Regions from separate parts of the Homo sapiens genome. Here region 1 is linked to region 2. Evidence: chromatin loops called from intact Hi-C (ENCODE). Cell type or tissue: OCI-LY7. All regions are shown on one strand.

Region 1 (5,000 bases), 140 kb after region 2:
CAAAATGTAAGCTGGGCACGGTGGCTCACGCCTGTAATCCTAGCACTTTAGGAGGCCGAGGCGGGTGGATCACAAGGTCAGGAGTTTGAGACCAACCTGGCCCACACAGTGAAACTCCATCTCTACTAGAAATACAAAAAATTGGCCAGGTATGGTGGCACACACCTGTAGAACAAGCTACTCGGGAGGCTGAGTCAGGAGAATTGCTTGAACCGGGAGGCGGAGGTTGCAAGCAAGTCTCCGTCTTCAAAAAAAAAAAAAAAGGCAAAATATAGCAGCCTAGCCAACCTAGGCTCTACTAACCAAACCAAACCTTATCTCTACTAAAAATACAAAAAAGCTGTGCATGGTGACATTCACCTACAGTCCCAGCTACTCAAGAGGCTGAGGCACAAGAATCACTTGAGTGATTGAGCCGGAGATTGCAGTGAGCCAAGATCACACCACTGCACTTTAGTCTGGACAACAGAGCGAGACTCTGTCTCAAAAAAAAAAAAAAACACCAAAAAAACCAAAAAAACCAGTCCTATGAATTAGTTTACAATAGTGGAAATAATCACCAAAATACCTTGATGGCAATAATGAGCTGAAAATTGGCAAGGCTTCTGTGGATTTAGGCCTGCAGAGCTTGATCTACCTGAAGCTTTTCTTCCCATATGTCATGAATAACAGAAAGGACTTATTTTCATTTCCAGCACAGCTCTGTCTAGTTACAGAACTGAACTTCACAGGTTCATTAATTCCTTTTTCCACTTTCAGGCAGATAGAGAAACATCATCTCCTATAACCACAGGTAATTGGTAGATCTGCAAGAACTAACTGCTCCAAAATGGATGACTCTGCACTTTCTGAGAAAGGGAAAAGGATGTGAATGGTGCTTGGCAACATCATGAAGCAGTCCATCACATATCTGCTTTTATTTACAGAGCATTTAGAAAGTTCTCTGAAAGGTGTGATCTCACTACTAAAGGCATCTCACTACTAACACTGAGCAAATCAATATCGAATGTTGCTGTTGTTCATAAAATCTGTTCCAAGGCACTTAAAACAACAGAAGAGATAAATGTCTTCACTACTGTTTAAAGCAAAGATCTTCTAGAATAGTTTTGTGTCCTTCCCATCTGACTGTAAATTATAAAAACTGCAAAGTATTATGTACAGTATCATTCCATTTAGAAAAAACACTGCGTGAGTATTACAGATGTGTATAAAGGTATACCAAAAAGCCTGAAAATATACAGAAACTTTCAGCGATGAGGTGAAAGAGAATTTTTACTTTTTACTATATTTGCTAGGCATTTTTAAAGAATGTCTTGGCTGGGCATGGTGGTTCACACCTGTAATCCCAGCACAGGGTTTCACCATGTTGGTCAGGCTGGTCTCGAACTCTGGACCTTGTGATCTGCCCACCTCGGCCTCCCGAAGTCTAGGATTATAGGCGTGAGCCACTGCACCTGGCTATAGTTTTTTATTTTTATATTTTAAGATGGAGTCTCACTCTGTTGCTCAGGCTGGAGTGCAGTGGCACGCTCTCAGCTCACTGTAACCTCTGCCTGCTAGGTTCAAGGGATTCTCCTGCCTCAGCCTCCTGAGTAGCTGGAATTACAGGCATGCACCACCACACCCAGCTAATTTTTATATTTTTAGTAGAGATGGGGTTTCACTATGTTGGCCAGACTGGTCTCGAACTCCTGATCTCAGGTGATCTGCCCGCCTCGGACTCCCAAAGTGCTGGGACTACAAGTGTGAGCCACCATGCCCGTCTGACGCTGTAGTTTTTAAATTATTGTTCATTTTTTGAATTTATTTTTACATTTTTGAGGCCGGGTCTTGCTCTGTCTCTCAGGCACAGTGCAGTGACATGATCACAGGTCACTCCAGCCTCAACCTCCTGGGCTTAGCCTCCTCCTGCCTCAGCCTCCTGAGTAACTGGGATTACAGGTGTGCTACTGGCTAATTTTTCTTATGTTTTGTAGAGATGCATTCTTGCTATTTTGCTCAGGATGGTCTCAAACTATTCTTCTGTGTTGTCCTCCCAAAGGGCTGGGATTACAGGTATGAGCCTTCTCGACACTGTAATTTTTGAAAGCTATCTTTAGGAAAGTAATTATAAGATATTCCCCCCGCCCCGTTTTTTTTTTTTTTTTTTTTGAGATGGAGTCTCCCTCTTGTGGCCCAGGATGGAGTGTAATGGCACAATCTCGGCTCACTGCAACCTCTGCCTCCCGAGTTCAAGTGATTCTCTTGTCTCAGCCTCCCAATTAGCTGGGATTACAGGTATACGCCACCATGCCCGACTAATTTTGTATTTTTAGTAGAGACAGGGTTTCGCCATGTTTGTCAGGCTGGTCTCAAACTTGAGGTCTCTGACCCACCCACCTCAGCCTCGCTGGATGACAGAGTGAGACTCCATCTCAATAAAAAAATAAAAATAAAAAACTATAGTGTCAATGCAGAACACTACAGAATAAATAATAGGTAGATATTATAGCATAAATAACATTATCCCTCATTGAGCAGGATACCACTATTTGGCCAAGGACACGTTTTCCGTCACCCAGGCTGGTGTGCAGTGCCACACTTTTTTTTTTTTTTTTTTTTTGAGATGGAGTCTTGCTTTGTCACCCAGGCTGGAGTGCAGTGACACGATCTTGGCTCACTGCAACCTCCACCTCCAGGTTTCAAGCAATTCTCCTGCCTCAGCCTCCCAAGTAGCTGGGACTACAGGCGCCTGCCACCACACCCAGTGAATTTTTCTATTTTTAGTAGAGACAGGATTTCACCATGTTTTTGCTAGGCTAGTCTCAAACTCCTGACCTCAGGTGATCCACCCGCTTCGGCCTCCCAAAGTGCTGTGATTACAGGCGTGAGCCACCAAGCCCGGCCAACAGTAACTTCTTAATTCACATTCCTACCTCCTCCCTTGATTCACTAGGTGTTTTCTCTAAAAGCAATCTCTTAGACCCAGTGCAGTGGCTCACGCCTGTAATCCCAGCACTTTGGGAGGCCAAGGCGGGCGGATCACAAGGTTAGGAGTTCAAGAACAGCCTGGCCAACACAGTGAAACCCCATCTCTAATAATTAAAAAATCAGCCAGGTGTGATGGCAGGCACCAGTAGTCCCAGCTACTCGGGAGGCCGAGGCAGGAGAATCACTTGAACCTAGGAGGCGGAGGTTGCAGTGAGCAAGACCCCACCATCGCACTCCAGCCTATAGGACAGAGCAAGACTTTGTCTTTAAAAATAATAATAATAAAATAAATAAATAAATAAAAGCAATCTCTTTAAAAGGTAAAGGGGATAATGTCACCCTCCTGCTCAAAACTGATTTCATTCAGCAAATCCAAAATCCTTACCATGACCCCAAATGCGCTGTGTGCTCTGGCCCCCATCTACCTCCCTGACATCAGCTTTTCGCTCCATCCCCTGCTCCAGCCATGCTAGCCTCCTTGGTGCTCTTTAAACATATCAAGCATGTTCCTACCTCAGGGCCTCAACACCCGCTATTACCTTTGCCTGGACTGCTCCTCTCCAGACATGGTGAAACCCCGTCTCTACTAAAAATACAAAAATTAGCTCGGTGTGGTAGCACACACCTGTCATCCCAGTTACTGGGGAGGCAAAGGCAGGAGAATCGTTTGAACCCAAGAGGTGGAGGTTGTAGCGAGCCGAGATCGCACCACTGCACTCCAGCCTGGGTGACAGAGTAAGACTCTATCTCAAAAAAAAAAAAAAAAAAAAAAAAAACAAAGGCAGGGCACGGTGGCTCACGCCTGTAATCTTAGCACTTTGGGAGGCCAAAGCAGGTGGATCACCTGAGGTCAGGAGTTCGAGGCCCGCCTGACCAACATGGTAAAATCCTGTCTCTACTAAAAATACAAAAAAAGTAGCCAGGCATGGTGGCCGGTGCCTGCAATCCCAGCTACTTGGGAGGCTGAGGTAGGAGAATTGCTGGAACCCAGGAGGCAGAGGCTGCAGTGAGCCGAGATCGCACCACTGCACTCCAGCCTGGGCAAAAGACCCCCTCTCAAAACAACAACAACAACAAAAAAAAACACAAAACAAAAAACAGCAAGTACTTATCAACACCTAAATATATTAAACAGGTACAACATTCTTTTTTTTTTTTTTTTTTTTCCTGGGACAGAGTCTTACTCTGTCACCCGGCCAGTAGCGCAGTTGCGCAATCTTGGCTCACTGCAATCTCTTCCTCCCGGGTTCAAGCGATTCTCCTGCCTCAGCCTCCCAAGTAGCTGGGATTACAGGCACCTGCCACCATGCCCCAGCTAATCTGGCCAGGTGCGGTGGCTCACGCCTGTAATCCCAGCACTTTGGGAGGCCAACGCAGGCGGATCACAAGGTCAAGAGTTCGAGACCTGCCTGGCCAACATGGTGAAACCCCGTCTCTACTAAAAAATACAAAAATTAGCTGGGCGTGATGGTGGGCACCTGTAATCCCAGCTGTAATTGGGAGGCTGAGGCAGGAGAATCGCTTGAACCTGAGAGGTGAAGGTTGCAGTGAGCTGATACTGTGCCACTGCACTCCAGCCTGGGAGACAAGAGTGAGACTCTATCTCAAAAAAAAAAACCAAAAAAAAAACAAAAAAACCCATTACGGTCTATGAAAGCAGCACTGTTTTCTTCACGACTGTATGCCCTCTACCTATCTCACAAAGCAGAGGCTCTTCAAAAAGGTTAAACATTAACAACAGCAAGTTGTTAGTCTGGAGAGGATGTGTAATAAATGGAACTCTCACAGACTGCTGATGCAAGCATTGGCTGATAGAACAACTCTGGAAAACTTTGACAGCAGCAGCATCTACTAAAGCTGAACATATGCACACTGTATGTCCCTCCAATCCCATTCCTAGGCATACACCCAACAAAAAGACATACATACGTGGCCGGGTGCGGTGGCTCACGCCTGTAATCCCAGCACTTTGGGAGGCCAAGGTGGGTGGATCACAAGGTCAGGAGATCGAGACCATCCTGGCTAATGCA
Region 2 (5,000 bases):
GCAGGAGAATCGCTTGAGCCCAGGAGGCGGAGGTTGCAGTGAGCCAAGGACTACAGGCGCACACTACCACGCCCAGCTAATTTTTGTAGAGATGGGGGTTTCGCCATGTTGCCCAGGCTGGGCAGTGTGTCTTGTTAGAGAAGACAGCTGAGGAGGACATCGCCCTGCTTTACGTCCTGTGTTGTAAAGGCTTCTTTTGTCCTCCACAAAAACTGTAGCAACAAATCCTCAAAACTAAAAAAACTTCCCTCTGCCATCTTTATTTATTATTGTTATTTTTTGAGACGGAGTTGCTCTGTCGCCCAGCCTGGAGTGCAGTGGTGCGATCTTGGCTCACTGACCCTCTGCCTCCTGAATTCAAGCGATTCTCCTGCCTCAGCCTCCCCAGTAGCTGGAATTACAGGCACACACAACTACACCTGGCTAATTTTTTTTGTATTTTTAGTAGAGATGGGGTTTCACCATGTTGGCCAGGCTGGTCTTGAACTGCTGTCCCCAAGTGATCTGCACACCTTGGCCTCCCAAAGTGCCGGGATTACAGGCATGAGCCACTGTGCCCAGCCCACTGCCATCTTTAGACATGCCCAAGCCCTCAGGCTGACTTATCTGTGGTGGGCGTCTCCTTAGTTTTTGTGCCCTGGGCACCCTGCCTGCCTCGCCCTGCAGTGCAGTTCTGAAGGTGGACACCTCTTTATTACAATTTTTAATAAGAAAGGCTGTGTCCTCCCTCCTGAAAGCTGGAGCTGCAGAGGAGGGCACGCAGGCAGGGATGTCCAGCAGGGTCAGGGGGCCTCTTAGGACAGTGTTTGGTTTGAGCTGTGGAAGTAGAGCAGAGGTCTCCGGGCAGGTGCGAGGGCAGAAGGGATCCTTGGAGTGTGAGGGCTGGGGCGAGCTGAGGAGGCCGGGTGCATGGGAGTGGAATGTTGTCTTGCAGGTGACAGGGAGACAGGAGGGTCCCAGACAGGGAGTGGGTGGGGGTGGAGCTGAGCGCAGACATGGCTGGAGCTGCAGCCACAGAACAGACGTCTGAGCTGGGCTGGGGCTGTGGGGACCTGGAGGAAGCCCTCAAGCCTCTGCCTTGTCTGTCGATCTCACGAGCCCACCTCATCTGTAGCCTGCCATCCCCACCATTGTGCCTCGCCCCAGCCCCCAAGTCAGGGCCACCGTCCTCTCTGGCGTGGAAGACTGCAGCAACTTCTTTACCTGGCTCCCACCCCGTCCATTCCCTGTAAAGACACAGCCAGAGGCGGCTTTCGAAATGTTGCCATTTTGAAAAACGCACCTCTGGCCAAGACCCTTCAATGGCACCCACTGCCTTCAGCATCAAGGTCATAATTTCATGTCCTGGCAGCCAAGGCTGGGCCATTTACAACCCCAGTCACCCTGTCTGTGGCTTTTGTCCCAAGCCACCCGTCCGCCACAGAAACGCTTCCACTGTAAGGAGCAGGTGAGTGCCATTGTGCTGGGGCGCCTTTCCCAATCCTGCGCTGGGCACCTGCTTTGTGGCAGGTGCTGGGGATGATCAAATGTTCTGGGCTGGTGACAGCACTCGGTCAAGGGCAGGCAGAGCCCTGAAGTCAGGAGAGCTCCGGGCTCATTGGCCAGCTGCCGCCCCCACCCTTCCACCCACTCCCTGCACCTGTCCTCTCCCCTTCCTCACACCTGCACCTGTGACTCACCTGTAAATATTCAAACCTGTCCCAGGGATTGGCTCAGTGCCAGGCCAGGCTGGAGATAGCAACAGTCTAGATGGTGGCCAATGCCCTACAGCTCTCCTAACAAGTCCCCTTAACACAGTCTCTTATGAGCCGAAAGGGACTGAGAATTAGGTGGTCTTCAAAAAATTATTCTCGAAACATACTACTTCAGCAGGACACCAGGCTCCACATAGAGTGCTGGACACAAAGATCAATCCTCAAAGAAACCACAGATTGGTGGGGAGAGAAACAGGTTATAGCAGCAACCAGTTTACAGGGGTGCCTTGGGTGCCAGGCCCTGTGCTAGGGGCTATACCCATGTTGTTGATTGCATTTTACCCTCGCAACACCCCAGAGGTATAGGCATCGTTAGCATCCCCAGCTTACGGAGGAAAAAGCTCAGTGAATAAGTGCCTTGCTCCGAGTCACGCAGGAGGGATCCACTCCCTGGCACCAACAGCTGCTAGCCATCAGGAGTAAACAGCGCTGGGAGAGGACACCCTCCGGTAGCAGAAACCCGCCCCAGCTGGAGGAGGTAGAGGCAGCTACACCAAAAGAAGGAACAATGCCAGGCCTCGGGGCCTGCAAAATGGCAGACGGGGCAGCAAGGACGAGCCCAGTGCGAGGGCCTGGGTGAGCCAGCCCTCAGAAGGTGGGGAGACTGATCCCCGATCACTTCTGGAACTCTAGGAGGAACCTAGCAAATATTAACTCATGGGGTGGAAAGGCAGCCTGAGAAAATGCTGATGCGAAGGGGAAGGAAAAGCTGCTGGTGTGTACTCTGGAAAGGAATCTGGCTTAGGGATGGTGGCAACCCAGGGGGAAAGTCCAGCTCTGTCCACAAGAGGGCTCCTGGCAGCAGGCAATGAAGCCCACCTGAGGAGTGGAGTGGGGACTGTCGCTGGTTCCCCCAAGCCTCTTGGAAGGAAGGCTAAGAAGGAGACATGCCTAATCGTGACCCTGACCCTGAAATACCAGCAGTCAGAAACAAGCAGAGACGGGCAAGAGACATGTTTGCTTCCCAAGATCCTATCCCCACCTCAGGACAGTGCCCTTTCTGCTGAGAAACACATTAGCAGGCTCTTGGATGCTGCTCTTGGTAACACATGAAAAGGCTTTCCCTTCCTAACCTTCCAGAGGAACAGATCTTTCACAGTTCCCAATTATTTGTCTCTTTTTTTTCTTTTTTTTTTTGAGATGAGGTCTTGCTCTGTTACCCAGGCTGGAGTGCTGGAGTGCAGTGGCATGATCTCGGCCCACTGCAACTTCTGCCTCCTGGGTTCAAGCGATTCTCCTGCCTCACTTTCCTGAGTAGCTGGGACTACAGGCTCCTGCCACCACACCGGGCTAATTATTTGTATTTTTAGTAGAGGTGGGGTTTCACCATGTTAGCCAGGATGGTCTCGATCTCCTGACCTCGTGATCCACCTGCCTCAGCCTCCCAAAGTGCTGGGATTACAGGCATGAGCCACTGCGCCCGGCCTCTTTGCTCTCTTTCTGACAAAGGTAACGCACCACTAATTTTTTCTTTTTCAGGTTGATGTAATCTATTGGTGAATAACACATTATTTCAATGATTGTCATTTCCAGAATTCTATTTTCAAATCTGCCTAGTCATTTTCAGACTCTTTTTGCTCATTGTTTTTCAGTGCCATCTTCAGAGGTTTCATATTTTGTATTCTGTATCTGGTGTGCTTTTTTTTTTTTTTTTTTTTTTTTTTTTTTGAGATGGAGTCTCTCTGTCGCCCAGGCTGGAGTGCAGTGGCGTGATCTCGGCTCACTGCAACCTCTGCTTCCCAGATTCAAGCGATTCTCCTGCCTCAGCCTCCTGAGTAGCTGGGATTACAGGCGCCTGCCACCACATTCGGCTAATTTTTGTATTTTTAGTGGAGACGGTTTCACCATGTTGCTCAGGCTGGTCTCAAACTCCGGACTTCATGATCTGCCCTCCTCGGCCTCCCAAAGTGCTGGGATTACAGGCGCGAACTGCTGTGCCCTGCCTGTATCTGGTGATTGTAATATCTGAAGTCCCAGGGGTTAAATCAATTATTGTTCCTGTTGACTTTGCTAACAATGGCTCATTTTCTTGAAGGTTCAGTAGTGTTTCCGGACAGCTTATAATTGGTTGACACACAATATTGACCCTGAAGGTCCTTAATTATCTTAATTTCTCAGCACCAGGATTCCCTGACCTTCCTTCAGTATATACCTGACATGTACAGCTAAGTTTTTAATTTTTGAGACGGGCGTCTCACTATGTTGCCCAGGTTGGTCTCAAACTCCTGGAATCAAGTGATCTCAGCCTCCGAAAGTGCTGGGATTACAGGTGTGAGCCGCCACGCCCGGCCCAGTTTTTCTTTCTTTTTCTCAAGCAGGGACAGAGCTGTTTCCAATTCAGTTTCCATTGCAGATGGGCAGATTTTCCCTGCCGCCTTTTCACGGTGCCAAAGGTGCTGAGCTACCTGCCATTGTGGAAAGGCCCCGGTTTTGTTTCCGTACTTTGTATATGCTCAAAACCAAGCCTCACATTGCGCCTAGAGGCAATCTCCCTCCAACTCTTGAGTTCTTGGAAATGTCCTATCTGTGACCTCAGCAATACAGTTAAAAGTACATTCATTATAATTTATCTGGCATCTGGGTGTTTTGTGGTCACGAAAAGATTTTCAGCCTGCCATTTCTATGGCACATTCCGTTTCCACCAACATAGTGCTCTTGTGGAGGGCTGACAGTCCCATGACTGAGATCTTGTCATTGTTCTAGGTGGGCAGATTGCAGTGCAGCCCAGAAAGGTTTGCAGTTGGCACCACCTGCACCAAAGATCATACAGCCAACCCCTACGCCATAGGCTAGCCCTTCTCCTCGTCTCCAGATCTAGTAACCAGTCCCTCTCCCCTTGCATTCTAGGGGATTGTGAAGCTAGTGGTCCCAACGAGCCTCTTGGGCAAGGCTGTTCAGGAGAGGCGGGTCTCAGGGAGAGAGCACAGATGGGTATCTGAGTGACAGAAGTGAGGCCTCAGCTCACCAGCTGGTAAACCGGACTGGCAGCCTGAAATTCCACACACAGGTGTGCCTGCACCAGCCTTAGGGCCACGGAAAGTACCACCCAGGGGCTGCTGGAGGCAACACAAGCTGTTGGGCTTTTAGGGAGAGTAGTTTGTACAGATTTCAAGGATCCAAGAAATGTTCAGTATCAAAAACCCCCACTTTGGAAAATTATCCTAGGGAAATAAATAATGCGAAGAAAGAGTATGCATAGAAGATGTATGCCACACTGGAAAACGCGAAAGCGATCCAATTGCCCAA

What was found. Hi-C counts contacts between places; a loop is a spot of excess contacts. Peaks named below come from ENCODE experiments on the same cell type or tissue, not always from the same donor. Only the 100,000 strongest peaks of a DNase experiment are listed, where the experiment ranks them.
Region 1: a loop joins it to region 2, with 9 times the contacts of the local background. A loop is called at or near these places in 11 of 110 quality-filtered maps.

Annotation. Positions count from the first base shown.
Region 1 is chr20:33,512,953-33,517,952 of GRCh38, reverse strand. All of the region lies in intron 1 of CBFA2T2 (CBFA2/RUNX1 partner transcriptional co-repressor 2), which reads right to left. Among named protein-coding and RNA genes, the nearest start is that of CBFA2T2, 25 kb to the right of the region's middle. RefSeq lists an enhancer at 45-809. In OCI-LY7, a CTCF peak has its summit at 2,148 (motif pointing left); a DNase peak (open chromatin) is centred at 2,172; H3K27ac peaks cover 712 bases.
Region 2 is chr20:33,650,957-33,655,956 of GRCh38, reverse strand. No RefSeq gene overlaps it. Among named protein-coding and RNA genes, the nearest start is that of C20orf144, 8.9 kb to the left of the region's middle. RefSeq lists an enhancer at 2,233-2,821. In OCI-LY7, CTCF peaks have their summits at 2,323 and 2,523 (motif pointing right); a DNase peak (open chromatin) is centred at 2,556; H3K27ac peaks cover 608 bases.